2 separate regions of the Homo sapiens genome follow, and region 2 is linked to region 1. A link is an interaction called in ENCODE POLR2A ChIA-PET data of the cell type or tissue named here. Cell type or tissue: K562. All regions are shown on one strand. Links, peaks and the distances in the headings refer to the core of each region. The heading gives the core; the rest is flanking DNA.

Region 1 (15,477 bases), core at 4,443-9,442:
AAAACAACATTAAAGCCCGCCATGTGGCAAGAAGTTGGCTCTCTGCAACCCAGAAGAGGGTTCCCCAGAATCCAACCCTACTGGTACTCTGATCTTGGGCTTCCAGCCTCCAGAACTGAGAAATTAATCTCTGTTGTTGCTAAGCCAGCCAGCCTATGTATGGCACTTTGTTCTGGCAGCCTTCACAACTAAAACAGGGAGGGAGGCATGAAGTGGATGAAGGGCTGTGCTCAGGACCTACCTTCACTCTGTACCTGACTGTTGACCTGTGAAAAAGCCACACTTGCATCTTCCACAACTGGAAGGAAGACCATCTTTGTCAGCCTCTGCTGTAGTTAGGTTGGGGCCATGTGACTGATCCTGGCCAACAGGAGGTGTGTGGAGCTGGTGCCCAATACTTCCAGGCCTGGCTACAAAAGGCCTTCTGTGGCACTCCAGCTCTCTCCTCTCATGGAACAGACAAGGAGACCTTGTGCCAAGAGGAGAAGCAACGAGATGCAAGCAGCTTGGCCCAGCGCGGTGGCTCACACCTGTAATCCCAGCACTTTGGGAGGCCCAGGCAGGCAGATCACTTGAGGTCAGGAGTTCGAGAGTAGCCTGGGTAATGTAGTGAAAACTCGTCTCTACTAAAAATACAAAAATTAGCCAGGTGTGGTGGCAGTTGCCTGTAATCCCAGCTATTCAGGAGTCTGGGGCAGGAGAATAGCTTGAACCTGGAAGGCAGAGGTTGCAGTGAGCTGAGATTATGCCACTGCACTCTAGCCTGGGTGACACGGCTAGACTCTGTCTCCAAAAAAAAAAAAGAAAAAAGAAAAGGAAAGGAAAAAAAAGACGCAAACAGCTTGGATGCCTAAGTCCCCACATGGAGCCAAGTTGCCCTGGAGGAACACTCAACCCATATCGCTTTTTGGGTAAGCAAAATATAAACCCTTTGTGTCTTAAGCTATAGCAATTTGTGGTTTCTTTGCGCAGCATAGCCTCTCCTGAACAAATATAGTCTCCTCCATAATATAATCTAACTTCTCCATACAGAATTCATCTGATACTTTGTTCTTGTTCTCCGTACTCCCACCATGGGTCAAGTCTGATTCCTTCATGACTCCCAACCTATGTAGTTTTGGGAAGTATTTTTCCTCTCAATTTGCTAATTGCCTCAGGCTGTTCCCATTTTCTGCCTCTGACACTTGGATCCTAGGCATACCTAGGGTATATCTGACGACTATGTACATGGATCCTATGGTTAGACTCATCCAAAAAGCTCCTAGGTCTAATGAATGAATTCAGTAGAGTTTCAGGATACAAAATCAATGTACACAAATCAGTAGCACTGCTATACACCAACAATGACCAAGCTGAGATTCAAATCAAGAACTCAACCCCTTTTACAACAGCTGCAAAAAAATAAAATAAAGTACTCAGGAATATACCTAACCAAGGAGGTGAAAGACTGCTACAAGGAAAACTACAAAACACTGCTGAAAGAAATCATAGATGACACAAACAAATGGAAACACATCCCATGCTCATGGATGGGTAGAATCAATATTGTGAAAATGACCATACTGCCAAAAGCAATCTACAAGTCCAGTGTAATTCCTATCAAAATACTATCATTTTTCACAGAGTGTCAGTTTGAACTCCGATCCTGCCCCTCCTGGCTGCGTGGCCTCAGGCACCTGGGAGAGTCCATGCTCCTCTCCATTCCCAAAGGAGCACCACATGAATCAGACACGTAAAGTTTTTAGGACAATGGCTGGCTTCAAGCCAGTGTGCAGTCCACACTATCATTAGGGATTCATGGCAAAGTAGGATGCTTACCTTCTGGGGGAGGATGTTCCCCTTGTGAACTTTCTTGCAGCCTCAGTAATCGGGCTGCAAAAGAGCAGAGGCAGGGGGAATGTTTAACTGTAAAGTCACTAGTTATAGAAAATACAGATTACCTGCAGCGACGTCTCTTTAATAGAAATGGCAGCCATGGGTTGGAGTCTGTTGATACGGGTTCTGGAGAGCTAATTTTGTACCCGTCTTCCAACTCTGTGCTCGCTGACCTCATGTTGGTAGCTTGAAATTTGCCATGATGTGATCAAGTGGGTTTCATACTAGGAATGCAGGGATGGCTTAACATATGCAAGTCAACAAATGTGATATATCACAGAAACAGAATTAAAAACAAAAATCATAGGAGATGCAGAAGCATTTCACAAAATCCCACATCCCTTTATGATTAAAGCCCTCAACAAAATCGGTATACAAGAGACATACTTCAATGTAATAAAAGCCATCTATGACAAACCCACAGCCAACATTACACTGAACAGGGAAAAGTTTAAAGCATTCCCCCTGAGAACTGCAATAAGACAAGAATGCCCACTCTTATCACTTGTATTCAACATAGTACTGGAAGTCCTAGCCACAGCCATCAGACAAGAGAAAGAAATGAAGGGTATCCAAACCAGTAAAGAGGAAGTCAAACTGTTAGTGTTCACTGATGATATGATTGTACACCTAGAAAACCCTAAAGACTCATCCAAAAAGCTCCTAGGTCTGATGAATGAATTCAGTAGAGTTTCAGGATACAAAATCAATGTACACAAACAGTAGCACTGCTATACACCAACAATGACCAAGCTGAGATTCAAATCAAGAACTCAACCCCTTTTACAACAGCTGCAAAAAAATAAAATAAAATACTCAGGAATATACCTAACCAAGGAGGTGAAAGACTGCTACAAGGAAAACTACAAAACACTGCTGAAAGAAATCATAGATGACACAAACAAATGGAAACACATCCCATGCTCATGGATGGGTAGAATCAATATTGTGAAAATGACCATACTGCCAAAAGCAATCTACAAGTCCAGTGTAATTCCCATCAAAATACTATCATTTTTCACAGAACAAAAAATCCTAAAATCCTTTTTTTTTTTTTTTTGAGACTTAGTCTCGCTCTGTTGCCCAGGCTGGAGTGCAATGGCCAATTTTGGCTCACTGCAACCTCTGCTTCCCAAGTTCAAGCGATTCTCCTGTCTCAGCCTCCCAAGTAGCTGGGATTACAGGCGCATGCACCATGCCTGGCTAATTTTTGTATTTGTAGTAGAGATGGGGTTTCGCCATGTTGGCCAGGCTGGTCTCAAACTCCTGACCTCAGGTGATCCACCCGCCTTGGCCTCCCAAAGTGCTGGGATTACAGACGTGAGCTACCATGCCCAGCCACAATCCCAAAATCCATATGAACCAAAAAAGAGCCCTCATAGCCAAAGCAAAGACTAAGCAAAAAGAACAAATCTGGAGGCATCACATTACCCAATCAAATTATACTACAAGCCTATAGTTACCAAAACAGCACGGTACTGGTATAAAATTAGGCATGTAGAACAATGGAACAGAATAGAGAGCCCAGAAATAAAGCCAAATACTTATAGCCAAGTGATCTTCGACAAAGCAAACAAAAACATAAAGTGGGGGAAAGGACACCTTATTCAACAAATGGTGCTGGGATAACTGGCAAGCCACATGTAGGAGAATGAAACTCGATCCTTATTTCTCACCTTATACAAAAATCAACTCACAAATTCAATGTGAATTTGCATCAAAGACTTAAATATAAGACCAGAAACCATAAAAATTCTAGAAGATAACATCAAAAAAACTCTTCTAGATGTTGGCTTAGGCAACGAGTTCATGACCAAGAGCCCAAAAGCAAATGCAACAAAAACAAAAATAAACATATGGATATATGGGAACGATGGCTCACGCCTGTAATCCTGGCACTCTGGGAGGCCCAGCTGGGCGGATCTTCAGGTCAGGAGTTCCAGACCAACATGACGAAACCCCATCTCTATTAAAAATACAAAAATTGGCCAGGTATGGTGTTGGATGCCTGTAATCCCAGCTACTCAGGAGGCTGAGGCAGGAGAATTGCTTGAGTCTGGGAGGCGGAGATTGCAGTGAGCCGAGATCGTGCTGCTGCACTGAAGCCTGGGTGATGGAGTGAGACTCCGTCTCAAAAATAAACAAATATATGGGACCTGAGTAAATTAAAAAGCTTCTGTACAGCAAAGGAAGTAATTATCAGAGTAAACACACAACCCACTGAATGCGAGCAAATATTTGCAAACTAGGCATCCACAAAAGACGATTATACAGAACCTATAAGGAACTCAAAGAAATCAGCAAGAAAACGAATAATCCCACCGAAAAGCATCCCAATGATATGAATAGACATTTCTCAAAAGAAGATATTCCAGTGGCCAAGAAACATATGAAAAAAATGGTCAGCATCACTAATCATTAAAGAAACGCAAATGAAAGCCACAATGAGATACCATCTTACTCCCACAAGAATGGCCATTGATAAAAATTCAAAAAAAACCATAGACGTTGGTGTGGATGCGGTGCAAATGGAACACTCACACACTGCTGGTGGGAATGTAAATTAGTACAACCTCTATGGAAAACAGTATGGAGAGTCCTCAGAGAACTAAAAGTAGATCTACCGTTCGATCCAGCAATCCCACTACTGGGTATCTACCCAAAGGAAAGGCAGCCATTATATGAAAAAGACACTTGTGGGCTGGGTGCAGTGGCTCACGCCTGTAATCCCAACACTTTGGGAGGCTGAGGAGGGGAGATCACTCGAGGTCAGGCGTTCAAGACCAGCCTGGCCAACATGGTGAAACCCCATCTCTACTAAAAATACAAAAATTAGCTGGATGCGGTGGTGCACATCTGTAGTCCCAGCTACTTGGGAGGCTGAGGCAGGAGAATCACTTGAACCCACGAGTTGGAGGTTGCAGTGAGATTGCACCACTGCATTCCAGCCTGGGCAACAGAGCGAGACTCTGCCTCAAAAAAAAAAAAAAAAGACACATGCACATGTATGTTTATAGCAGCACAATTCACAATTGAAAGATATGGAACCAGCCGAGCATGGTGGCTCATGCCTGTAATCCCAGCACTTTGGGAGGCTGAGGCGGGTGGATCATGAGGTCAGGAGATCGAGACTATCCTGGCTAACACCGGTCTCTACTAAAAATACAAAAAAAAAAAAAAAAAAAAAATTAGCTGGGCGCAGTGGTGGGTGCCTGTAGTCCCAGCTACTCAGGAGGCTGGGCCAGGAGAATGGCGTGAACCTGGGAGGCGGAGCTTGCGGTGAGCCGAGATCGCGCCACTGCACTCCAGCTTGGGTGACAGAGTGAGACTGTCTCAAAAAAAAAAAAAGATATGAACCCACCTAAGTGCCCATTGACAAATGAGTGGATACAGAATATGTGGTATATAAACACCATGGAATATGACTCAGCCATAAAAAAGAATAAAATAATGTCTTTTGCAGAAACTTGGATGGAGGCCATCATTCTAAGTAAAGTAACTCAGGAATGTAAAACCAAAAACCATATGTTCTCACTTATAAGTGGGAGCTAAGCTATGGGTACGCAAAGGCATACAGAGTGGCATAACGGACTTCAGAGATTCAGAAAGAGGAGGGTAGGGAGGTGGGGATAAAAAACTACACATTGGGGCCAGGAGTGGTGGGTCATGCCTGTAATCCCGGCACTTTGGGAGGCCGAGGCAGGTGGATCACCTGAGGTCAGGAGTTCGAGACCAGTCTGAGCAACATGGAGAAACCCTGTCTGTACTAAAAAAATACAAAATTAGCCAGGCATGGTGGTGCATGCCTGTAATCCCAGCTACTCGGGAGGTTGAGGCAGGAGAATGGCTTGAACCCAGGAGGTGGAGGTTGCGGTGAGCAGAGATCGCTCCATTGCACTCCAGCCTGGGCAACAAGAGTGAAATTCCGTCTCAAAAAACAAGAACAAAAACAAAAAAACACTACACATTGGGGCCAGGTGTGGTGGCTCATGCCTGTAATCCCAGCACTTTGGGAGGCTGAGGCGGGCAGATTGCTTGAGCTCAGAAGTTCGAGACCAGCCTGACCAACATGGCAAAACCTCATCTCTACTAAAAATATAAAAATTAGCCGGGCATGGTGGTACGTGCCTGTAATTCCACCTACTAGGGAGGCTGAGGCAGGAGAAGCACTTGAACCCAGGATACAGAGGTTGCAGTGAGACGAGATCTTGCTACTGCACTCCAGCCTGGGCAACAGAGTGAGACTGTCACAAAAAACAAAACCAAAAAACTACATATTGAATGCAACATACTCTAAAACATACACTGATGGGTGGACTACAGTCTCAGAATTTACTACTACATAATTCATCGTGTAACAGAAACCACTTGTACCCCAAAAGCTATTGAAGTAAAAATTCAAAAAAAAACAAAAAAATCTTAATATTTAAAAATATTATTACCTAATAGTAGCAGTGTTGATCCTTATAATTAAAATATTGTACATGTTATAACTTTTTACTTGAGACCAAATCAAAATTCAATTTTTCCACATGTGCTGAAAATGCGATAGAAAGCTAAGTCCTGATACACGTCGGTTAGGTCAAGCTTCTGCTTCATCTTTTTCAAATTTTTGAATTGTCAATAAATAAATTTTGTCTGCTTTTTTTTCTTTTTCTTTCTTTCTTTCTTTTTTTTTTTTTTTTTTTTGAGACACAGTCTCGATCTGTTGCCCAGCCTGGAGTATAGTGGTGCGATCTCGGCTCACTGCAACCCCTGCCTCCCGGGTTCGAGCAATTCCCCTGCTTCAGCCTCCCGAGTAGCTGGGGTTACAGGCGCCCGCCACCATGCCCAGTTAATTTTTATATTTTTAGTAGAAACGAGGTTTCACCATGTTGGCTGGGCTGGTCTCGGACTCCTGACCTCAAGTGATCCACCCACCTCAACCTCCCAAAGTGCTGGGATTACAGGCGTGAGCCACTGTGCCCGGCTTGCTTTTTCTTTCTTTCTTTTTTTTTTTTTTTTGAGACGGAGTCTCGCTCTGTCGCCCAGGCTGGAGTGCAGTGGCTCGATCTTGGCTCACCGCAAACTCTGCCTCCCAGGTTCACGCCATTCTCCTGCCTCAGCCTCCCGAGTAGCTGGGACTACAGGCGCCCGCCACTACGCCCGGCTAATTTTTTGTATTTTTTAGTAGAGACGGAGTTTCACCATGTTAGCCAGGATGGTCTCGATCTCCTGACCTGGTGATCCACCCGCCTCGGCCCCCACAAAGTGCTGGGATTACAGGCGTGAGCCACCGCGCCTGGCCCTGGCTTGCTTTTTCTAACAATACAAGACATAATAAAAATAATATTGACATTTAAGAGGACACTCCCATGTGTCAAGCTTTGCTCTAAGTACTTTACATACATGAGGTCATTTAAACCCCACATCAAATAGTACATAGTCCCAATCTTGTATATTTGATGTATATTTACATTTATTTGATATAAATATACAAGATTGGGGCTATGCACTATTGTATCCATTTTACAAAGGAGAAATTGGGTCACAGAGAATTTTGTTGTTGTTGTTGATTTTCTTTTCTTTTTTTTTTTTTTTTTGTTTGTTTCATTTCTTTTTTTTCTTTTTCTTTTTCTTTTTTCTTTTTTTTTTTTTGAGACTGTGTTTCACTCTTGTTGCCCAGGCTGGAGTGCAATGGTGTGATCTCAGCTCACTGCAACCTCCACCTCCTGGGTTCAAGCGATTCTCCTGCCTCAGCTTCCCGTGTAGCTGGGATTACAGGCATGTACCACCACGCCCGGCTAATTTTGTATTTTTAGTAGAGATGGGGTTTCTCCACGTTGGTCAGGCTGGTCTCAAACTCCTGACCTCAGGTGATCTGCCCACCTCAGCCTCCCAAAGTGCTGAGATTACAGGTGTGAGCCACTGCGCCCGGCCCCTCATTTCTTTATTTTTTAATTTTTTTCACAGAGAATTTAAGCAGCTTTCTAGGGTCACTAACGCATGAGAGGTGGAGCTGGGATGTGGATTCAGGCAGACAGGCTTTGGATCAGAACCACCATACGATTCCCCTATAGATCCCTGTGTCTGCACTCACCAACCAGTTACATAGGTGAGTCACGCATCCTTTCCATGACCCGGTGGCTCTCAGCAAAATGGAGGGGACAACAGCATCCACTTCTTCAGGTCATTCAAAGGGTTAAATGATGAACAGGTAACGAATGCCAATTTTGTGTGTGTGTGTGTGTGTGTGTGTGTGTGTGTGTGTGTGATGGAGTCTTGCTCTGTTGCCCAGACTGGACTGTAGTGGTGTGATCTTAGCTCACTGCAGCCTTTGCCTCCTGGTTTCAAGCGATTCTTGTGCCTCAACCTCCTGAGTAGCTGGGATCACAGGCGTGCACCACCATACTTGGCTAATTTTTGTATTTTTAGTAGAGACGCATTTTCACCATGTTACCCAGCTTGCACTCGAACCCCTGACCTCAAGTGATCTGTCCGCCTGGGCCTCCCAAAGTGCTGGGATTACAGGCATGAGCCACTGCGCCGGGCCAGGCTGCTTGCATCTTGTTGCCCAGGCTGGAGTGCAATGGTGTGATCTCAGCTCACTGCAACCTCCGCCTCCTGGGTTTAAGAGCTTCTCCTCTTGGCACAAGGTCTCCTTGTCTGTTCCATGAGAGGAGAGAGCTGGAGAGCCACAGAAGGCCTTTTGTAGCCAGGCCTGGAAGTAGCAGGCACCAGCTCCACACACCTGTTGGCCAGGATCAGAAACCTGAACTCCTGGCCTCAAATGATCCGCCCGCCTTAGCCTCCCAAGTGTTGCGATTACGGGTGTCAGCCACTGCATCCAGCCAGATTGCTAATGTTTACTGAGTGCCTTTATCTACCAGACACTGTCCTATGTGCTTTTGATGAATTAACTCATTTAATCCTCATAACTACTATTATTATCACCCACATGGCACAGAGGCAGAAACTGAGGCACAGAGAGGTTAGGTAACTTTTCAGAGGTCACAAAGCTCACATGTACCACAGCAACATTCCTTCCAAGGGTGTCTGTACTCTCATCCACTCTGTGGTCTTCCTGGCTGCCCATAATCAATGTTCAGTGTATGAGAATAAATGTCAGGAAATGTGGTTGTTAGAACCATTATACACAGGCCTCTTTTCTGCCACATGCAGGAAAAGTACTGTGAATCTCCTTGCATAAAATATCTCTAGGCTTTGACCTTTCTGTTCCCCAAATACTCACCAAAAATAAGGTGTCCAATGCTTTTAGCATTAGCAACAGCCCTTCTCCATAAACCTGCCAAGAAAATAGCAATAAAATTCAAACATTCTCCATCACATGACTGTCATGTTTGATATTCAAAGCACCAGCAGACTGGCATAAAGCACTGCAGGGATCTGCAGCAGGAAGAAAGATCATTCTTCCATTCCATAAATATTTATGAAGCAATCAGTGGGCACCCGGCACTCTTCTGACTGTTGGAATAGAGCAGTAAACAAGACAGATTTGTCCTCAGGAACCTTCTATGGGTGGAGCCAGCCGGGCACTGTAGACTGGCTACCCCAAGGCCATTTCAAGCTCCCTTCCATGCCAACGTTTCTCAGCCCACAGGCAGGAAGGGCAAATATTTCCCAGCCTCCCTTGCAGCTAGAGGGAGGTCAAGCTCTGGCCCATGCAGATTTATGGGGGCACTTCTGGAAAGTCCTAGCTGTCCTACTATGAAAGAGCAGGACAGCAAACATGTTGGATTAGAGGCATTGCTGGCATACCCCTCCCACTTGGAAGGACAAAACACTGTGTAGAGATTCACACTGTGAACTTTTTTTTCAAGAAGTGATTCAGGAATTAGACAGGAAATCTGAAGGAATCCACAGTCCCTTTGAAGGAAGTGACGGGCTGCAGCCTATACTGTGACTCAAGTGAAGGGCTGCGAGTCCCCAGGGTGTGAGATGGGGAAAGACTGTTTGCAGGACACACGCCCCCACCACACCAGGGAGCCTGAAAGTCCAGTCTCTGGGGTAAGGCCTTAACCCTATTCAGTGCAGGATATGACTTGGGGAGGTTCGTGGAATATAAGTAGGAGCTGTGGGAAGAACCCTGCATGCACTCCCAGATCCCAGTATGGACCCAGGGAAGCCATTCCTTATTGTTCCTCACAGGGCACCCTGCAGTGGTCAGCCAAAAAGTTCAGGTGGGTGGTCGCAGGTTGAAAGAAGCCCCCAGCTGGGTTTCATGAGATAACTGTGGGTGGAGGTGAACTTCTCCACCCACATGGGGTGAATGAAAAGCAAGCTGCAGACACGTGTGCAGGACCCTGGCACATGGCTAGGTGGGATAGATGGGGAGGGGCATGGCCTGAGAGCAGTGGTTGCTATCTCTGCAGGGAAAGCTTATGACTTGGGGGCATTTGCAAGTTCTGAGCACAGGCTGCCTGGAACTTAGCTCACCACTGCCAGTGGAACAGGGTGGGAGGGGATCTGCCTCGCCAAGTGTGTGGGATCCGCGTGGGGCTTACTGCCACCTGCCACTCCCCACTCCCTACACAAACTCTTCTGTGCAGCAGAGGCAGAAACATTCCTCTCTGGATTATCAGCACATGGGTCTGAAAACCACCCCCACCCCCTGATACCCACAGGAGCTGCTGCTTGCCCTGCACAGGGAGAGTTAGAGCACAAAACTGCCTGACCCAGCCCACACCTGGCTTTGCCCTGCCACCCGCCCTGGTGGCTTTAATACAAAGGACGGAAACTTTTGGGAACTCTGTGGCTCTGCCCATTGCCTGAGAAACAAGAGTAGCCACCCTGGGCAACATAGGGCAAGTGAATATCCCACTGCTACTACTGCAGCTGGTGCTCCACCTGCTGGGTGGAGGCCAACCAACACAGTCCATGACAGCATCTCCTGGTAGGATAACACTGGGCCCAGGAAGGAGAAAATGGCTCTATGTCCTCAGCTATCACCACTGCATGCACCACTCTGGCTAACCAGGAGGTCCTGAGTCTGTCCACATGATCAGTTCATTACTACTATAACTAGCATTCAAGGAAGCCAACCTACTAAGGCTGTCCATCAGCAAGGAATCTCACAGAGCCTGTGTCTCTCTCCTGCCACCCCCATTAGAGCTGGTGCTGCTTCCCATTGCTGGGAGTCTCGAGGACAGGGGACATTACCGGATTCCTTGGAGACATTCCCAAGAACCAGCCTGAAGTGTGGCAGCTTCACTGGGTGGCTAGACCCAGAGGAACAATAACACTCACTGTAGTCTGGTGCTCAGTGACTCCTATCCTAGGGGAATGGGGAGTGCACCACATCAAGGGAACACCCCATGGGACAAAAGAATCTGGACAGCAGGACTTGAAAATCAGATCTTTCTGCTGGTGGGAAGTTTCTTTCAGCAGGGACACAGTTTCAGTGCTGGGCTCAGCACGGAAAGCCCACAGCTCTAACCCAACCATCAGACAGCCCTGGTGTGCATGAAGGGTCTTGGATAAGGGGATGTCTTTCCCCTCTCTTCCACTGCCACAGGCACAGTTGGGGTTTCTCCCATGGGAGCTCAGCATGGGTACAACTATAGACAGCCTTTCTGGAACATATCAGGGCGACTGCATCCCCACAGGAGGAGCCCCTCTAGGTTTAGGCTTGCATAAGAGACAGATTCACAGTTCCTCTCTACTCAGAACACCAACATTCCTACAGATGAAAAGAGGTGCCCGTCTGATCTGAATAGCTGGAGCACTGGATCACGAGTGTGTCTGAGAGATGGATGGCTTTCTGGCTGACCTGGCAGGGGAGCTGAGGTGGCTCCAACCCTTCTGCCTGATAAGACCACGGTGCACAGCCAGGCATGGTGGCTCACGGCTGTAATCCCAGCACTTTGGGAGGCCGAGGTGGGCGGATCACCTGAGGTTGGGAGATCGAGACCAGCCTGACCAACACGGAGAAACCCCATCTCTACTAAAAATACAAAATTAGCTGGGCATGGTGGCAAGTGCCTGCAATCCCAGCTACTCAGGAGGCTGCGGCAGGAGAATTCCTTGAACCTGGGAGGCGGAGGTTGTGGGGTGAGCTGAGATCATGCCATTGTATTCCAGCCTGGGCAACAAGAGCCAAACTCTGTCTCAAAAAAAAAAAAAAAAAATCTCGATGCAACTCACTGAGAGCTCCTCCAGCCACCTCTGTCAAGGCTGGGACCTTTGCTCACCATTGGGTGTTGCATTTACTCACATGTTTTGGCCACAATCACTTCCTATGCACTCCCCTACAGACCTGAAGCCTGAACCATCAAACCAGTCAATAAAATACTGGGGAAAAAATTGCATGCCTTGTGGGGAATGAGTTAAGCTTCAAGAGTCTTCTACCATTCCAGCCCTGTAGGCAACAGTGAACTTGCTCACACAGTGAGCACATCGCTTCTACAACCAGCATATGAGAAAGCCATCACACGAAGACTCCCTATATCCAAGGAACTCTTACAATCTTCACCCCTGAAAGCACCAAGGACCAAATTAGGCTATAATTAGCTAGGGACATTAAAGTCACATCCTTAAGCGGAAAAAAGAAAAAAAAAACACAGTCAAATCCAACATAAATTCAAGAATAATTAAAAGAAATAGTCTACTCAAATGAGAAGGAATCAGAAAAGTAACTTTGGTAATATGACAAAACATGGTTCTACAGCACCCCCAAAAGATCACACTACCTCTCCAGCAACAGATCCAAATCAAGATGAAATCTTTGAAATACCAGATAAAGAATTCAAATGGGCACCAAATGAATCATACATGTAATGTTCCTAGGACAATGGCTGGCCTCAAGCAAGTGTGCGGTCCCCATTATCATCAGGGATTCATGATGAAGTAGGATGCTTACCTTTCAGGGTCAGATTCCTTAACTGGTCTGCAAAAGAGTAGAAGCAGGAGGAATGTTTATCTGTACAACAAAGTCCCTAGTTATAATATAAAAAATACAGATGACCTGCAGGGATATTTCATTAATAGAAATGGCAGCCATGGGCTCCAATGGCAGCCAATGGCTCTCGAGAGCCAATTTTGCACCTCTCTTCCAACTCTGTGCTCAGTGACCTCATGTTGGTAGCCTGAAGTTGGCCACGGTGGGAACATTTACACCACAGGAATTGGCAAACACTACATATCAGGAATTTTGTTTTTGTTTTTTAGAGAGAAAGCTTAGCAGACCCACTGGAGAAGTAACACTCAGACCCATCTCACACCTTTAGTTAGCCATTTGGAGGTTGGATATAGATAGATTCCCTTTTTAGTTTTGTTTTTAACCAAGCTATGGTGAACACCAATGTCAAAGAACAACATCAGCCCGGGCGTGGTGGTTTATGCCTGTAATCCTAGCACACTGGGAGGCTGAGGCAGTGAATCACTTGAGGTCAGGAGTTCAAGACCAGCCTGGCCAACATGGTGAAATCCTGTCTCTACCAAAAATACAAAAATTAGCCAGGCACGGTGGTGCGCGCCTGTAGTCCCAGTTACTCGGGAGGAGAGTTGCTTAAGCCTGGGAGGTGGAGGTTGCAGTGAACTGAGATCATACCACTGCACTCCAGCCTGGGCAACAGAGCAAAACTCTGTCTCAAAAAAACAAACAACAAAAAAAGTCAAAGTGTAAGAACTAGGACAGTGCCTGGCACACAGGAGGTCCCATGAATATACATTAAATGAATGACGAGTGGTTTAGGGTGTGAACTCAGTAATGATCCTAAAAATAAGATTAACATGTAATGAAACACTCCCATGTGTCAGGCTTGGCTCTAAGCATTTTACATACATGAGGTCATTTAAACCCCACATCAAATATACGAGACTGCGACTACGTACTATTGTCTCCATTTTAGGAAGGGGAAATTGGGTCACAGAGAATTTAAGCAGCTTTCCAGAGTGAGCAGTGCAGGAGAAGCAGAGCCGGGATGTGGATCCAGGCAGACAGGCTTTGGATCAGAACCACCACACTATTCCCCTAGAGATCCACCACCCAGTTCTCCTATAGATCCCCGCGTCTGCACTCACTGACCAGCAGTGTGGGTGAGTCACGCATCCTTCCCACGACTTGGTGGATCTCAGCAAAATGGAAGGGACAAAAGCGTCTGCCTCTTAGGGTATTAAAGGGGTTAAATGTTAAATGAGGGACCAGGTAATGATTGCTAATGTTTACTGAGTGCCGTTATCTACCAGGCACTGTCCTACAAGCTTTCAATGAATTAACTCATCAAATATTCATAACTACTGTTATTATCACCCGCATGGCACAGAGGCAGAAACCGAGGCACAGAGAGGTTAAGTAACTTTTCGGAGGTCACAAAGCTTACATGTACCAGAGCAACATTCCTTCCAAGGGAGTCTGTACTCTCATCCACTCTGTGGTCATCCTGGCTGCCCAATTATATGAGAATAAATGTCAGGAAAAGCAGTTGCTAGAACAATTACACACAGGTCTCTCTTCTGCCATGAGTAGGAAAAGTACTGTGAATCTCCTTGCATAAAATATCTCTAGGGTTTGACCTTTCTGTTCCCCAAATACTCACCAAAAATGTATTCCCTAATGACTTCAGTGTTACCAAGAGCACTTCCCCATAAACCTGCCAAGAAAAGAGCAATAAAATTCAAACATTCTCCATCACGTGACTGTCATGTTTGATATTCAAAGCACCAGCAGACTGGCATAAAGCACTGCAGGGATCTGCAGCAGGAAGAAAGATCTTTCTTCCATTCCATAAATATTTATGAAGCAATTAGTGGGCACCCGGCACTCTTCTGGCTGTTGGAATAGAGCAGTAAACAAGACAGATAAAGTCCTTGTCCTCACGAACCTTCTATGGGTGGAGCCAGCCGGGCACTGTAGACTGGCTACCCCAAGGCCATTTCAAGCTCCTGTCCATGCCAACCCTTCTCAGCACACAGGCAGGAAGGGCAAATATTTCCCAGCCTCCCTTGCAGCTAGGGGACGGTCAAGCTCTGGTCCATGCACACTGCTGGGGGGACTTCTGCAAAGTGCTTGTTCTCCTTCTCAGAAGGAGCAGGCCAGGTATGGTGGCATGCAACTCTAGTCTCAGCTACTTGGGAGGCTGAGGCAGGAAGATCACTTGAGGCCAGGAGTTCAAGACCTGTATTGGGCTATGACTGTGCTTTTGCACGGCAGCTTGAGTGACAGAGAGAGACCCTGACTTCAAAAAAAAAAAAAAAAGTTGCAGCTTCATTGGATGCAGCCGCCATCCCGTGGTGTGGAGGAGTTCAGCATGAGGGTGACTTAATATGCTAAGGATGGAGGAGCAGAAAATCTAGAATAAACCTGGGTCCTTCTGCTTAATGTTGCACAGCTAAACCAATGTCACCAGCCACCTAACTTTGTATTATTTATTTATTTTGAGATGGGATCTCGCTCTGTTGCCCAGGCTGGAGTGCAGTGGTGTGATCTCGGCTCACTGCAACCTCTGCCTCCCAGATTCAAGTGATTCTCCTGCTTCAGCCTCCCGACTAGCTGGGATTACAGGCATGCACCACCACGCCCTGCTAATTTTTGTATTTTTTAAGTAGAGACGGGGTTTCACCATGTTGGCCCGTCTGGTCTTGAACTCTTGACCTCAAGTGATC
Region 2 (15,477 bases), core at 5,671-10,670, 90 kb before region 1:
GCCTACTGGGCACTATGTTCATTATTTGGGTAATGGCTTCAATTGAATCCCAAACCTCACCATTTATGCAACATACTCATGTAACAAATCTGCACATGTACCTCCTGCATCTAAAATAAAATTTTTTAAAAGAAAAATCTTTTGAAAGAAGCCAGAGGGGGAAAAATACCTTACCTACAGAGAAGCAAAGATAAGAATTATGTCCAACTTCTTTCCAGAAACCATGAAGATAAGAATGAAGCATTTACAGTGTTGAGAGAAAAAAAAGTCTTCAATCTAGAATTCTGTACCCTGCAAAATTATTCTTCAGAAGTGAAGGAGAAAGAAAGACAAAGATTCTCAGACAAACAAACATTGAGGGAATTTGCTACCAGAAAACCTGCCTTGAAAGAAATGTTAAAAGTTCTTCAGAGATATAAAGAGAGGAAGCACATTAGAAAAAGAGTAAGTAGGCCCGGCATGGTGGCTCACACCTGTAATCCCAGCACTATGGGAGGCCGAGGCGGGCAGATCACCTGAGGTCAGGAGTTCGAGACCAGCCTGGCCAACATGGTGAAACCCTGTCTCTACTAAAAATACAAAAATTAGCTGGGCATGGTGGTGTGCGCCTATAATCCCAGCTACTGAGGCAGCTGAGGCAGGAGAATCACTTGAACCTGGGACGTGGAGGTTGCAGTGAGCTGAGATCACACCACTACACTCCAGCCTGAGTGACAGGGCAAGACTTTGTCTAGAAAAAAAAAAAAGGAAAAGAATAAGTGAATGTAAATAAAATGAAAGCATGTGAAATGTGTTCAGGAGCTTATGAAGTCCCCTGAACCCGATCACTTTTCCAGAGGATGAGCAGTGAATTTCAGCATCGTCAACAGCATATATTGGCATTCTTGCAGTTGCCCGCAGGAGGATATAGTTTATCAGACTTTATTCTTCCAAGCTACGGAGCCCCAGAGGAGGGAGGAGTCTGGGGAAGCTGGTCGAACAGACTAGGGAAAAAAAGCTGCAGTGGCCTCCCTATCGTGGGGAATTGCTGTAGCCTGCTACATGGTAGTCCTACGATCCTAACTTGGCCAAGATTCTTGTTTGGGTTCAAGAGCTGGGTCAGGAGTCTTCCCAAAGTGCTGCACTTGCTGTTCCATTCTATGTTCAATGGAATACAGCACAAGATAGAAGACAAAACTTACGAATCTAGAGAATGTCAGAAGGCCTGGAAGAGCACTGGTGAAGAGCAATAACAATGAATGGGGAGGAGTTGGGGTCCTTGGGTACCAAACCATGGGAGGCTCATCCCCCAGACAGGAGAGCCGCGTGGCCTCTGTGATTGCTTCTTCCTTGGTTTTGTGCTGTAGAATTTTACTGGTCAGGCATGGTGATTTACGCTTGTAATCCCAGCACTTTTGGAGGCTGAGCCAGGAGGACTGCTTGAACCCAGGAGTTCGAGACCAGCCTGGGCAACATAGCAAGACCCCATCTCTGCAATAAATAAAGACACAAAAATTAGCTGGGCATGGTGGCGTGCACCTGTAGTCCCAGCTACTTGGGAGGCTGAGGCAAGAGGATCACTTGAGCCTGGGAGGTCAAGACTGCAGTGAGCCGTGATTGTGCCACTGCACTCCAGCCTGGGTGACAGAATGAGACCCTATCTAAAAATAAAATAAAATAAAATAAAAATAAAAAAAATCTAGACAAAGTACCATAGACTGTTTGGTCTAGAGCAATAGACATTTATTGTCTCACAGATCTGGAGGCCAGAAGGCCAAAATGCCAGGGTTGGTTCCTTCTTAGGAGCTCAGAGGCAGAAACTATTCCATGCCTCTCTCCTTGCTTTTGGTGGCTGCTGGCAAGCTGTGGCATTCTGTGACTTGTGGCAGCATCACTTTAATCTTTTCTTGTGACTATGCGTGCTTGTCTTCCCTGTGTGTGTCTGTTTCCTCTTCTTATAAAGATACCAGTCATTGGATTAGGGCCAACCCGTATCCATTGTGACTACATCTTAATTACCGACATCTGCAAGGACCTATTTCAAATACAGTCATATTCACAGATCTCTGGTAAACATGAATTCTGGAAGGACACTATGCAATGCAACCCCAGACAGTGAGGATGAAGACGAAGAATTTGAGTGTCACTAGACAATCCAGTTTGTGGAGGCTAAAACACCTCTGTCTTGGGTGCTAATTCGCCGTGTTGGTTTCTGATTAACCCCGTCCTCGGAATGTCCCTACAATTTCTATTTTATCTACTGTTCTTTGTGTAAGAACACGTACTACATGTACTTAGTACTTACTTTTTTTTTTTTTTTTTGGAGACAGAATCTCACTCTGTCACCCAGGTTGGAGTACAGTGGCGCTGTCATAGCTCACTGCAGGCTTGACTTCCCAGGCTCAAGTGATTCTCTTGCCTCAGCCTCCCAAGTAGCTGGAACTACAGGCACACACTACCATAGCTGGCTAATTTTCAAAAGTTGCTGTAGAGACTAGGTCCCACTATGTTTCCCAGGCTGGTCTCGAATTCCTGGGCTCAAGCAATCCTCCCACCTTGAACTATGCATGGCCAGAGCTTGTCTTTACTATTGATCCTGCCCTTAGGTCAAAACAACCTTGATCAAAGAACCTTTAGGCAGGGCTGGGTGTGGTGGCTCACAGCACTTTGGAAGGCGGAGGTGGGCAGATCGCTTGAGCTCAGGAGTTTGAGACCTGCCTGGGCAACTTGGCGAAATCTTATCTCTACCAAAATTACAAAAAAATTAGCTGGGCATGGTGGTGTGCTCCTGTGGTTCCCGTACTGGGAGGCTGAGTTGGAGGATTAATTACTTCAGTCCCGGGAGGCGGAGGTTGCAGTGTGCTGAGATCACACCACTGCACTCCAGCCTGGGTGACAGAGTGAGCCCTTGTCTCAAAAACAAATAAAATAAAATAAAAATAAAAATTACAAAATCAGAAAAATTTTAAAAATTAAAAAAAGAGAAAATCCTGCCGTTTTCAGTAACATGGATGAACCTGGAGGACATTATGCTAAGTGAACCAAACCATTCACAGAAGGACAAATATTGCACGATTCCACTTGTATGAGAAGTTTAAAGTAGTTAAACTCACTCTGTGAGTATCGACTACTAAATCCAAACCCTTATCCTGCCTCTTTAATACTGTAATAGTACTTTTGGTACTATAATAGTAGTAATAATGACTTAATGATAACAGTTCTGTTCTGAGCGTCACGCATGCTAACCCATTTAATCTTCCAGCAACCCTGGGAGTCAGCAAGAATCACGATCCTCCTGTTTCAGATGTGGGAACTCACAGACATCCAGGACTCAAAGTCTTGCTTGAGGCCACAGGCTAAGCTTGGTTGGAACCCGGAGATGCTGGAGGGAAAACTGGTCTCCTGAGCTTGCCAGGAGCAGAGTTGAGTGGGACAGAGGAGGCGAGAGGAGCCTTCAGTTCTTGGTGAGTGGGGGTGCATGAGAGCTCTTAGCCATGGTTCCTCCTCATCCTCTTTAAATAATAATGGCTCTTGCAATGCAAGATTCACATTTTAGCACAAACGTTTGTTGACATCAAACGATCGGTTGGTGGGCAGTCCTACCGCACCAAAGCCTGAACTGGCAAAAGTGAAAACCCCAGAGTTCTGGGTGCACGAAGCATGTCCGGGTCTACACACCTGGACAGTTCTCCCCGCAAGGGACCCCACTCCCATGTAATCCCTTAGGCAACCCATCAAGTTGGAATAGTAATTACATGTTGGACATGGCAAATTCCTAGCCCTGGAACAAGATCACTCAATCAAGTCCTTTGTGAAGTCTTGCCAATTCAATTATTTTTTCTTTTTCAGGCTAGGCGTATAGCTGATTTAGCATGTGCCATACACATGGTCTGTTTCCTCTTCTGTCTTCCCACTAGATCGTGCACTAGTGGGAAGAGGTGGGGGTGCATATCACATGCTCATGAGTGGAGATGCTCATGCTATTTAGTCTCTGCATCTGTGCATCCAGCAAACCTATCAAGTCACCGTTTTATTATTATTATTATTATTATTATTATTATTATTATTATTATTATTATTTTGAGATGGAGTCTTGCTCTTGTTGCCCAGGCTGGAGTGCAATGGCATGATCTCAGGTCACTGCAACCTCCGCCTCTTGGGTTCAAGTGATTCTCCTGCCTCAGCCTCCTGAGTAGCTGGGATTATAGGCACCTGCCACCATGCCCGGCTAATTGTTGTATTTTTAGTAGAGACGGGGTTTCACCATGTTGGCCAGGCTGGTCTTGAACTCCTGACCTTGTGATCCGCCCGCCTCGGCCTCCCAAAGTGCTGGGATTACAGGTGTGAGCCACCGCACCCAGTCTGTCACTGCTTCTAAAACACCAAAATGTAGTGCTCCTCTGATGAGGATGAGGAGGAACCATAGCTGAGAGCTCTCATACATCCCCACTCATCAAGAACTGGGACTCCCTTCACCTCCTCTGTCCCACTTGACTGCTCCTGGCAAGCTCAGGAGTCCAGATTTCCCTCCAGCATCTCTGGGTTCCAACGAAGCTTAGCCTATGGCCTCCAGCAAGACTTTGAGCCCTAGATGTCTATGAGTTCCCACCTTCCGCTTATTTGTGACGACATCTTATTATCTGCAAGCCGGATTGCTGTGGGGACCCAGCTGTTATTGTCTGTATTGAATTCGACCAGCATCAAAAACTTGCAGTTTGCTACTCAGTAGCTCAAAAGAAACTCTTAAGAGACAATAGGCTGTGTGCGGTGGCTCCTGCCTATAATCCCAGCACTTTGGGAGGCTGAGGTGGGTGAATCACCGAAGATCAGGAGTTCGAGACCAGCCTGGCCAACATGGTGGAACCTGGTCTCTACTAAAAATACAAAAATTAGCTGGGCATGGTGGCACGTGCCTTTAGTCCCAGCTACTCGGGAGGCTGAGGCAGGAGAATTGCTCGAATCTGGGAGGCTGAGGTTGCGGTGAGCCGAGATCATGCCACAGCACTCCAGTCTGGGTGACAGAGCAAGACTCCATCTCAAAAAAAAAAAAAAAAAAAAAAAGAGACAATAAGTCCAGGAGGCAGATGCTTGCAAGGGAGAGAGAGGGAGATAGTGAATAGGCAACAGTTCTGCAGATCAAAAGTAGACTAGCACCACATCATTTAAAATACAGGCTAACGAGCCCGGGGCCCATGAGTTTTTATTCTCTGATGCATTATTAAAAGAAATGCTTCATCAGTAAGGCTCTGAATAGCACAAGTATTATGTGGAAAAATATGACATCCATAAATTAGGAGACCAGACATTGACAGCGGAGAAGCTTTAGGATCGTCTTAATTTGCCTTTTTCCACTTATCTATATTCCTTTTTATGTATCTACAAACATGATGTCTGATTTAAAAAAAAAACCTGTGGCCAAGTACAGTGTTATTTTTCAGTAAGTATAAAATAATTCTAGTGGATAAGAAAGCAGTGGTCATAGTTACATTGGGAGTATATTTTCTTTTCTGTTCTTTAAAAAAAAATAGCAAGCAGTGTTATTTTTTTTTAATGCAAAGATGTCCTGAAGAATACTTAAAAGAAATATCTGCAAGATCATTCTTCTTGGTCATTCCATAAAAAATTGTTTTTGAAACTATGCTTAGTCCTCATCAAACGTTGTCAGATGCATCCATAGTGAATTCCCTTCTTATTTTTCTATTTCGCTTCATAATTGTTACAGGCAACACGACTTTGGAAAAGGAATAAAATCGACTTTATGAAAATTAGTCTCATTTTCAAAACCTCTGCAGGAGGCATTTAAAATCTCCTAGCATGAAGGGAGGAGACACATGGTTTTCAAGTAACATGTCACTAGGATTTTCCAATTTACATTCTTAGTCTTTCATTATTTTATTAGCCGAACTTTCTTATTTTTTAAAAAATCTTTACCTATGGATTGTGTTTCTGACATGGAAGGGAGAGTATCTTTTTCTTTCTTAAGGTACCTAAAGCAAGGGAGACTGTTGCCCTCCATGGCGACTGGGATTTGATTACATACAGCAGCCGATGTGCAGGACTCCGTCCCAGCCAGGGTCACCTGTCTCCTCACCTTCTTCCAGAACGTTAAATACAGCGCCGACCACACCACCGACCACACCGCGAATCAGGCAGACCCAAACCAGCAGGAGCCCCATGTGCCGGGCCATGCTCCTGTCAGACACTCGTGGTCGACCAGCTGATGTCCAAGATTTTATAGCCCCTGGAACTAACCACAACCACTTCCCCTCCCTGTCCCTCCTCTCTTTCCCTCCTCCCCACTTCTTCCTTGTCCCTCTCCTTTTTCACCTTCTCCTCCTCCTCATTCTTTTTCTCCCTTCTCCTTCTCCTCTCCTCCTCCTCCTTCCTTTCCTCCTCCTTCTTCTTCTCTTCCTTCTCCTCCTCCTCCCCCTCCTTTTCCTCCCCTCCTCCTTTTCTTCTTTCTTCCCCTCCTCCCGGTCATCCTCCTCCTCCCTCTCTTTCCCCTCTGTCTCCCCCTCCTCCTCCTCCCCCTCTTCCTCCTCTTCCCTCCTCCTCCTCCTTCCCCTCCTCCTCCGTCTGCTCCTCCTCCCCCTCCTCCTCTTCCTTCTCTTTCTCCCCTCCTCCTCTCCTCCTCCTTCTTCCTACTCTCCCTCATTCCCCTCCTTCTCTCCCTCCTCCTCTTCCTTCTTCACCTCCTCCCCCCTTCTCCCCCCTTTCCCTCTTTCTCCCCTCCTCCTCCTTCCTCTCTTCCTCCTCTTCCCTCTTCCACCTCCTTCCCTGCCTCTTCTCCTTCCTCCTCCTTCCCCTCTTCCCCTTCCTCCTCTTCTTTCATCTTTCATCCCCACCTTCTCCCTCCTTCCTTGCTCTCACTCTGCTCCAAAGTTAAGCTATCTACCTTGCATAGGAAGAAATATAGAAAAAGAAATACTTAAAATAACAGGGAAGATGCAAGCTGAGGAATTTCGCGTCGTTTCCACGAAGAGAAGCATCAGGGAGCCCATGGGCAGTCACAGGCTTCCCGGTATCTCAGATCTTCCTGGTCTTTGTCAGCCAGGGCTCAAGAATCCCCTGGAGAGGCCCAGGGAGGCTTCTTGGAAAAGCAGGTTTGCTTCCCTAATATAAGCACCTTTGTTGATGCTCCACAAACCTTCAGTGTGGGCCACTGTTCTCTGGAGGCCCTTGGTGATTAACCTAATGGGCTGCAGATGGCTTTGAAGTTCTGAGGAACAAGTGGTGCAGCCTTATGGACACCTACATTTCCAACTATGAAATAAATAAATAAATAAATAAAAGTATTTAAAAAAGAAAAATCAGATTAATCCTGAATTCTGAAACCCAACGTGTTCTTAGTTACTGTTCCTTTTTTTTTTGAGACAGAATTTTGCTCTTGTTGCCTAGGCTGTAGTGCAATGGTGCAATCTTGGCTCACTGCAACCTCCGACTCATAGGTTCGAGCGATTCTCCTGCCTCACCCTCCCGAGTAAATGGGATTACAGAAGCCTGCCACTACATCTGGCTAATTTTTGTATTTTTAGTAGAGACAGAGTTTCACCATGTTGGTCAGGCTGATCTCAAACAAGGTGATCCACCTGCCTTGGCCTCCCAAAGTGCTGGGATTACAGGCGTGAGCCACCACGCCTGGCCCTTAGTTACTATTCTTAGAAGAGGGGCTGGGCACAGCGGCTCACGTCTGCAATCCCAGTGCTTTGGGAGGTTAAGGTAGGGGGATCGTTTGCAACCAGGAGTTTGAGACCAGCCTGGGAAACATAATGAGACCCCCCATCTCTACAAAAAAAAAATTGACGAATTAGCCGAGCATGGTGGCATGTGCCTGTTGTCCCAGCACTTTGGGAGGTTGAGGTAGGAGGATCGTTTGCAACCAGGAGTTTGAGACCAGCCTGGGAAACATAATGAGACCCCCCATCTCTACAAAAAAAAAATTGACGAATTAGCCGAGCATGGTGGCATGTGCCTGTTGTCCCAGCACTTTGGGAGGTTGAGGTAGGAGGATCGTTTGAGCCCAGGAGTTTGAGGCTGCCAGGAGCTATCATCGCACCACTGCACTCTAGCCTGGGCAACAGAGTGAGACCCTGTCTCAGAAAAAAATTGTGGAAAACGGGCTATCTTTTCATCTCCATTTTTTTTTCTCAGTAAGATGGAATCTCCTTTGGAAAAAAGTGTCAAAAGAAAGCCCTCCCCCCAACTAAACTGTCAAAAATGTCAGCAACTATCAAATTAGAAACTCTTATGAAATAAAAGCCTATCCAAGACTTTAAAAATACCTTTGAGGAATCCTAGTTTTTGGAAATGACTGTTGCCTTCACTTATTTCTAACATTTCTTTTTTCTTTTCTTTTTTTTTCTTTCTTTTCTTTTTTTTTTTTTTTTACATGGAGTCTCACTCTGTTTCCCAGGCTGGAGTGCGGTAGCGTGATCTTGGCTCACTGAAACCTCCACCTCCTGAGTTCAAGCGATTCTCCTGCCTCAGCCTCCCAAGCAGCTGGGACCAGAGGCGTGTGCCAGCAGACCCAGCTAATTTTTGTATTTTTACAAAAATACAAAAATTTTATTTTTGGGGTGTGCTGGGGTGTGCCAGCAGACCCCAGCAGAGATGGGGTTTCACCATGTTGGCCAGGCTGGTCTTGAATTCCTGACCTCAGGTGATCCACCGGCCTCGGCCTCCCAAAGTGCTGGGATTACAGGCATGAGCCACTGTGCCTGGCACCTCTTTCCTTCTTGTTTGAACATCTTTTACAGATCTTGATTATATTCTACAACATAATGGGTGGTCTCTGGCACACTGCCTTTTTGCTATTATTATTGATACTTTATGAAGACCAAGTGTGCTAAGACATTGTACATTTGCGGAGCCACCCATTCTCCCCTTTAACATCTTTGTTTCATGTCACTCTTCACTGCATTGCATGTCATCAGTTTCCCATTCTGCAAGTATTTCTTCAATCAGTTTCCCTTTATTATTAGCCATACGAGATCCAAAAATCCCTTAGCAGGTTAATGTGGACTGGGTGCAGTGGCTCATGCCTGTAATCCCAGCACTTTAGGAGGCCAAGGTGGGTAGATCACCTGAGGCCAGGAATTTGACACTAGCCTGGCCAACCTGGTGAAACCCTGTCTCTCCTAAAAAATACAAAAATTAGCTGGGTGTGGTGGCATGTGTCTGTGGTCCCAGCTACTTGGGAGGCTGAGGCAGGAGAAAGGCTTGAACCCGGGAGGTGGAGGTTGTGGTAAGCCAAGATCATACCATTGCACTCCAGCCTGGGCAACAGAGCAAAATTCTATCTAAAAAAAAAAAGAAAGAAAGAAAAGAAAAGAAAATAGTAGGGCTTTTTCATTGTTCAGCTGAAACCTCTCCAGCTCCTCATAGCTGAATTTCTGGGAACGTTCCCTCCTCTGTTCATTGATATTCTTGTCCCTGACCCCAGCCCCCGCAAGGCCCCTTCTGTGTACACTTGACTGAATTTTATGGGCCTCGTGGATATGCATGGGCTTATCTCCAGACATCATAAATTAACCACAGCTGATCTCATCCAGACTGCCTTCTGACAGTAACCACTGATGAAGAACCCTCCTTTGAGAAGCTGCCTTTGTGTCCTACAGACAGGCTGGGGCCAAAGCCATTCAACCAATCCCCAGATAATCCAGAGCTCTTGGGAGCAGAACCTTAAAGAGAGATCGTGGAGAGAGCCAGGGCCCAGAAGAACTCTCTCAAAGGTACATTTTGACCCGGAAACTTGGGAGGGTGTGACAAGTGGGGTCTTAGGGCCCCCATAGCAAAGAAGGAAGGTCTAGAGCATCATGGTGCACTAGAAATATAATACGAGCCACATAAATCATTGTAAGTTTTATAGCAGAAGCACTTTAAAAAACTAAGAAGAGTGCAATTTATTTTAATAACATGTTCTGTGGAATCCATGTATATCTAAACGATTATCATTTCAACACATAATGAATACAAATAATTATTAATGAGATACTTTACATTTTTTCCCTATACTTTGTCTTCAGAATCAATAGGTATCTTACACTTACAACATAGAACAATTTGAACTTTCCCATTTCAAGTGCTCAAGAACCAGAAGTAGCTGGTGGCTGCCATATTGGTTCTGGAAGGGGACAGCCAGAGAAAGTAGGGAAGGTGGTCTTGTGGGTGAGGTCCTTTCTCTGTTAATAAACTCAAAGAAATGGGTTAAACCAGATTCTATGAATGATGTAATGCTAAGGAAGGTTGCCTGAATCCCAAGCTTAGGGAAGAAACTGAAGAAAAGGGAACAAGTTACCTGTTAAGAGACTGGGTGAATTACTTATTAAATTCTTGGTAGTGGATTAAAATCTTCATGGTTCTGTCAATGTTTGGACCATTTCTCCAAGGTAAGGCTTACTCTCCCTATTTTAGGAAAAAGAAAGTTGAGATTCAAAAAGAGCTTACTGAGATCCTGTTGCTTCTCCCTCCAAAGGCAGCCTAAATATGTAATAGAAGAGGTGTGTGTGTGCGCCTAGAGGTGGAGGGAAGGCTTACACTGAAGTTTTGTTTCAGATCTGGGGTCATTTGCTGCTGAGAAGCAGAAGGACTCATTATTTTGAAGGTACACTATACTTCAGTGACTTTACAGCCCCATGTGTGCCTGTAATTATTCACAATGGCTTCTATAGTTTAGGTTTTATCTCCACTAAACAGATAGGAATACTGACTTGGAGTTCAGAGAGGTGAAATGACCTTCCCAAGGCCACCCAGTTGAAACATGGGAGAGGTAGGATTTGAACCCTGGTTGGTTGGGTGCTATTATCTTCTCACCGCTCCACTGTGAAATTATTTTGGCTTAAGAGAACGAGAGGGCAGAGGCTGTGGGCTAAGCTGCCTCTTGGGCACCCTATCAGGGCCTTAATACTACCAGTTGTATCTGCCATTATTTTCCATGTTGGGTGGTAGATATTGGTGCCAATGTCTTATCTATAGCTGTTTGAAGACAGCTATCATATCTGGTTCCTCTTGGTACCCACCACATTTCCTTATAGATGATAGGGTTCTTGAATACTCATTGGATGGGTGGTGGATTGAAGGAAGATTAAAGAATGAAAGGAAGGATGGGTGGATAGAAGAATGGATGAACAGTGAAAGAATGGATGGATGGAAGGATGGATGAGAAGTGGATGAATAAACTGAAGGATGGATGAAACGATTTATCTCTGATTGTTGAAGGCAGAAATCATGTATGGTTCCTCTTGGTACTTGACACAGTTTCTTATGGATGGTGGGTTTCTTAAATACTTATTTGATGAATGATTGATGGATGGATGATAAGAGGATGGATTCAATGAATAATGGATGAATAGAAGGATAAATGAATGGACAGATGAGTGGATAGATAGATGGCTGGTGAAAGATGGGCAAAAGGATGGGAGAATTGATAGACAGATGGAAGAATGGGTGGAAGGATGAATGGGTGGATGAATTGATGGATGGATGTATGGATGATGGAAGAAGATAGATGAAAAGATGGATAGATGGAGGAATGGATGTAAGAATGGGTGGAAGGATACATGGGTGGATGGGTGGATGGATGGATGATGAAAGAAGAGTTGGTAAAGGGATGGTTGATGGATGGATGGATGAGGGAATATTAACAATGAAGAGTATCATTAAGCAGAGAAAAAATTTCTCAGAAGGTAATATTTTCAGGAAAGTTTGAAAGCCAATAAATAACAAAAGTAAAAGAAGAGAATTAGAACATTCTCAAAATGTTTGCTTAATTAATTAATTACTGCCGGTCTAGCATGGTGAATGAATGTTATCATCATCATCATCGTCATCATTAATGGCCAACATTTATTGTGAGTTATCTCTATAGCACGCATTGTCTTAAGCATTTTGTATCTTTCATCTAATTCAATCCTCCCAACAACTCTATGAAGTAGAACTGTTTATTAGCATCCCCATTTTATAGAGGGGTAAGCTGTGAAGTACCTTATTAAATGTCACTCTGCTAGGCACCACTGAAACATCCACACAGGTTTTTAATTACTGGCATGCCAGTGGAATTGGAATGCCAACACCAAGAGGCCCCGGCACAGCGCTTTGCTCTATAGATGTTCAATAAATTTGGTAAGTCAATAACTACCTCATAAAATTAATCCATTCCTAAGACAGCCATCTCATTGTTGCAGATTTTTCATTTTGTGATTTTAAACTGCCTCCTATTGCTTTACTCAGGGTGTTCTATCTTTTTTAAAAACCATTTTAACTCTGCATGTTTTCATGTGAGCATATGTGCATGCATATACCTGTATATGTGCACATATGATGTGTGTATATTACACATGCCTGTATACATATATACACATCTATAATGTATACAGGCATGTGCACGTATATGTATATACACATTATGTATGTGCATATACATGTATAATTACTGTTTCTAAAATGTTTTATTGATACACAACAATTGTATATATTTATTGAGGTACGCGTGATTTTTTTTCTTTTCCTTATTTATTTATTTAATAGACATGGTGTCCCACTCTGTTGTCCAGGCTGGTCTCAAATTCCTGGTCTCAAGTGATCCTCCCACCTCAGCCTCCCAAAGTGCTGGGATTACAGGTGTGAGCCACTGATGTGATATTTTGATACATGCAGACAGTAATGATCAAATCAGGGTATTTAGGATATCCATTACTTTCAACATTTATCATTTCTTTGTGTTGGGAATATTGCAACTCTTCTCTTCTAGGTATATACATAATTAAATTGTTTTTAAAGACATAAGTCACACATCTGTGATAAAAACTTAATTGGAAAGAAGTCTCCTATTTACCCCTGGTTCCCACTTCCAGAGGTGATTGATATCAGTGGCTTCTCACATGCCCGCTCAGGAAAACACTCTGTACATGTATGTGCATGGGGAACACAGATGCAGTGTCTTGCTGAGAACTACAAGGCTCTGACCTAGGTTTGCTAGTGTCACCATCTTTTCGTTCCTCTGCACTTACTCCAAAATTGGTAGTCAGCAGCTTCCAGTAAAATCTCAAGGATGGCCTGGGCGCGGTAGCTCAATCCTGTAATCCCAGCACTTAGGGGGGCTGAGGTGTGTGGATCATGAGGTCTGGAGTTCAAGATCAGCCTGGCCAAGATGGTGAAACCCCGTCTCTACTAAAAATACAAAAATTAGCCGGGTGCAGTGGCAGGCGCCTGTAATACCAGCTACTCGGGAGGCTGAGGCAGGAGAATCGCTTGAACCGGGGGACAGAGGTTGCAGTGAGCTTAGATCGTGCCACTACACTCTAGCCTGAGTGACAGAGTGAGACTCCATCTCAAAAAAAAGAAAAAAAATCAATCAATCAATCAATCAATCTCAGGGATTGGGCTAATGAGCCCGGGCATGCGCATTAAGAGACAAAATGGCAGAGTCCGGGGCGCGGTGGCTCACGCCTGTAATCCCAGCACTTTGGGAGGCCGAGGCGGGCGGATCACGAGGTCAGGAGATCGAGACCATCCTGGCTAACACAGTGAAACCCCGTCTTTACTAAAAATACAAAAAAATCAGCCGAGCGTGGTGGTGGGCGCCTGTAGTCCCAGCTACGCGGGAGGCTGAGGCAGGAGAATGGCGTGGACCCGGGAGGCGGAGCTTGCAGTGAGCCGAGATCGCGCCACTGCATTCCAGCCTGGGTGACAGAGCCAGACTCCGTCTCAAAAAAAAAAAAAAAAAAAATGCAGAGTCCAACCTTTTGGGGGACATTTCACTGGAAAGGGAAGAAAGTCTCAGACGAGCTTGTGTACAAGTCCAGTAAACACACCGCGCATGCTCACTTCCCAAGCCTAAAGGAGGCACTGCGCATGCGGGAGGCCCACCCTAAGGGGAAAAATGAAGGGTCCAGCCATGTGGCCCTCCCTTCTGTGCGTCAGAACATGTCACATTGTTTCCCACATCAGCAGCTTTGCCCTCACTGATCCCTGTGCCTGGAATGCTTGTTCCTCACACTGTGTGTGGCTGACTCTAGGTTTTGGTTCAAACATCACCTGCTCAGAGAGGCCTTCCCTGACCACCAAAGGAGACATCTGTCAGGCATGATTGTTTACATTCCCCTGTTTATTATTTTTTTTCATTGCACTTTTCATATTCTGAAATGATTTTGGTTTTGGTTACTGTGGTAGAATACACATAAGATTATGATTTTAACTATTTTAAAGTGCACAATTTAGTGGCGACAAGCACATTCACAATGTTGCACCATCATCACCATTATCTATTTCCAGGAACTTGTCACCACCCCATACTGAAAGCCTCATTTCTTTTTTTTTTTTTTTTTTTGAGAAAGAGTCTCGCTCTGCCACCCAGGCTGGAATGCAGTGGTGTGATCTCGGCTCACAGCAACCTCCACTTCCTGGCTTCAAACAATTCTGGTGCCTTAGCCTATGGAATAGTTGGGATTACAGGCATGTGTCACCACGCCTGGCTAATTTTTGTATTTTTAGTAGAGATGGGGTTCAACATGTTGGCCAGGCTGGTCTTGAACTCCTGGCCTCAAGTGATCCACCCACCTCGGCCTCCCAAAGTGCTGGGATTACAGGCGTGAGCCACCACCCTGGTCAGAAAACCTCATTTGTATTTTGTCTTTCCCACCCTAGTAAAATATTAGCCTCATGCAAGAAGGAATTTCACCTGTCCAGTCTACCGACAACTCCACATAGTAGGAGGAACACAACAAATATTTATCACATACGTGATTTTTTTTTTTTTTTTAGGAAATGGGGTCTCGCTCTGTCATTCAGGCTGGAGTGCAGTGGTGCAATCATAGCTCACTGCAGCCTCAATATCCTGGGCTCAAGTGATCCTTCCCCCTCAGCCTCCTGAGTAGCTGGGACTACAGGTGTGCACCATCTTGCTCAACTAATTTTTAATATTTTGTAGAGAAGGAGGGGGTCTCACTACGTTGCACAAGCTGGTCTTGAACTCCTGAACACAAGTGATCCTCCCACCTTGGCCTCCCAAAGTGCTGGGATTACAGGCCTGAGCCCGCACGCCCAGCCTATGTTTACCATGATTATTTGTTGAGCACTCAGCATGTGCCAAGAACTCTGCTTACATTGTATCATTTCATTCTTCCCCCACCCCGGCCGCCCCCCAAAAATCCTGCCCCCTCCCCCATCCCCCATAGATGGAGTCTCACTCTGCCCAGGCTGTAATGCAGTGAGCCAAGACTGGCACGATCTTGGCTCAGTGCAACCTCTGCCTCCTGGGTTCAAGCAATTCTCCTGCCTCAGTCTCCTGAGTAGCTGGGATTACAAGTGCGTGCCACCACGCCCAGCTAATTTTTGTATTTTTAGTAGAGACGTGGTTTCACTATGTTGGTCAAGCTGGTCTCTAACTCATGACCTTGTGATTCGCCCTCCTCGGCCTCCCAAAGTGCCGGGATTACATTCATTTCATTATTAAACAGTCCTACGGGATAGATTTCAGTTGTCTCATATATAGAAAAGAAA

What was found. Peaks named below come from ENCODE experiments on the same cell type or tissue, not always from the same donor. Only the 100,000 strongest peaks of a DNase experiment are listed, where the experiment ranks them.
Region 2: POLR2A ChIA-PET joins it to region 1 with 10 read pairs; 2 of 35 experiments call an interaction of 5 or more read pairs at or near these places.

The regions. Positions count from the first base shown.
Region 1 is chr19:48,075,953-48,091,429 of GRCh38, forward strand. PLA2G4C (phospholipase A2 group IVC) reads right to left here. Exons shown (of 17, transcript NM_003706.3): 8 at 14,412-14,465; 9 at 12,734-12,760; 10 at 9,107-9,160; 11 at 1,819-1,872. Among named protein-coding and RNA genes, the nearest start is that of PLA2G4C-AS1, 22 kb to the left of the region's middle. In K562, for the core only: no CTCF peak of the experiment used is centred there; no DNase peak of the experiment used is centred there; H3K27me3 peaks cover 1,384 bases.
Region 2 is chr19:47,985,102-48,000,578 of GRCh38, forward strand. It overlaps BSPH1 (binder of sperm protein homolog 1), which reads right to left and starts at 7,069. Exons shown (of 6, transcript NM_001128326.2): 1 at 6,908-7,069. The coding sequence starts at 6,980. ELSPBP1 (epididymal sperm binding protein 1) reads left to right here and starts at 9,531. Exons shown (of 7, transcript NM_022142.5): 1 at 9,531-9,710. In K562, for the core only: no CTCF peak of the experiment used is centred there; no DNase peak of the experiment used is centred there; H3K27me3 peaks cover 1,684 bases.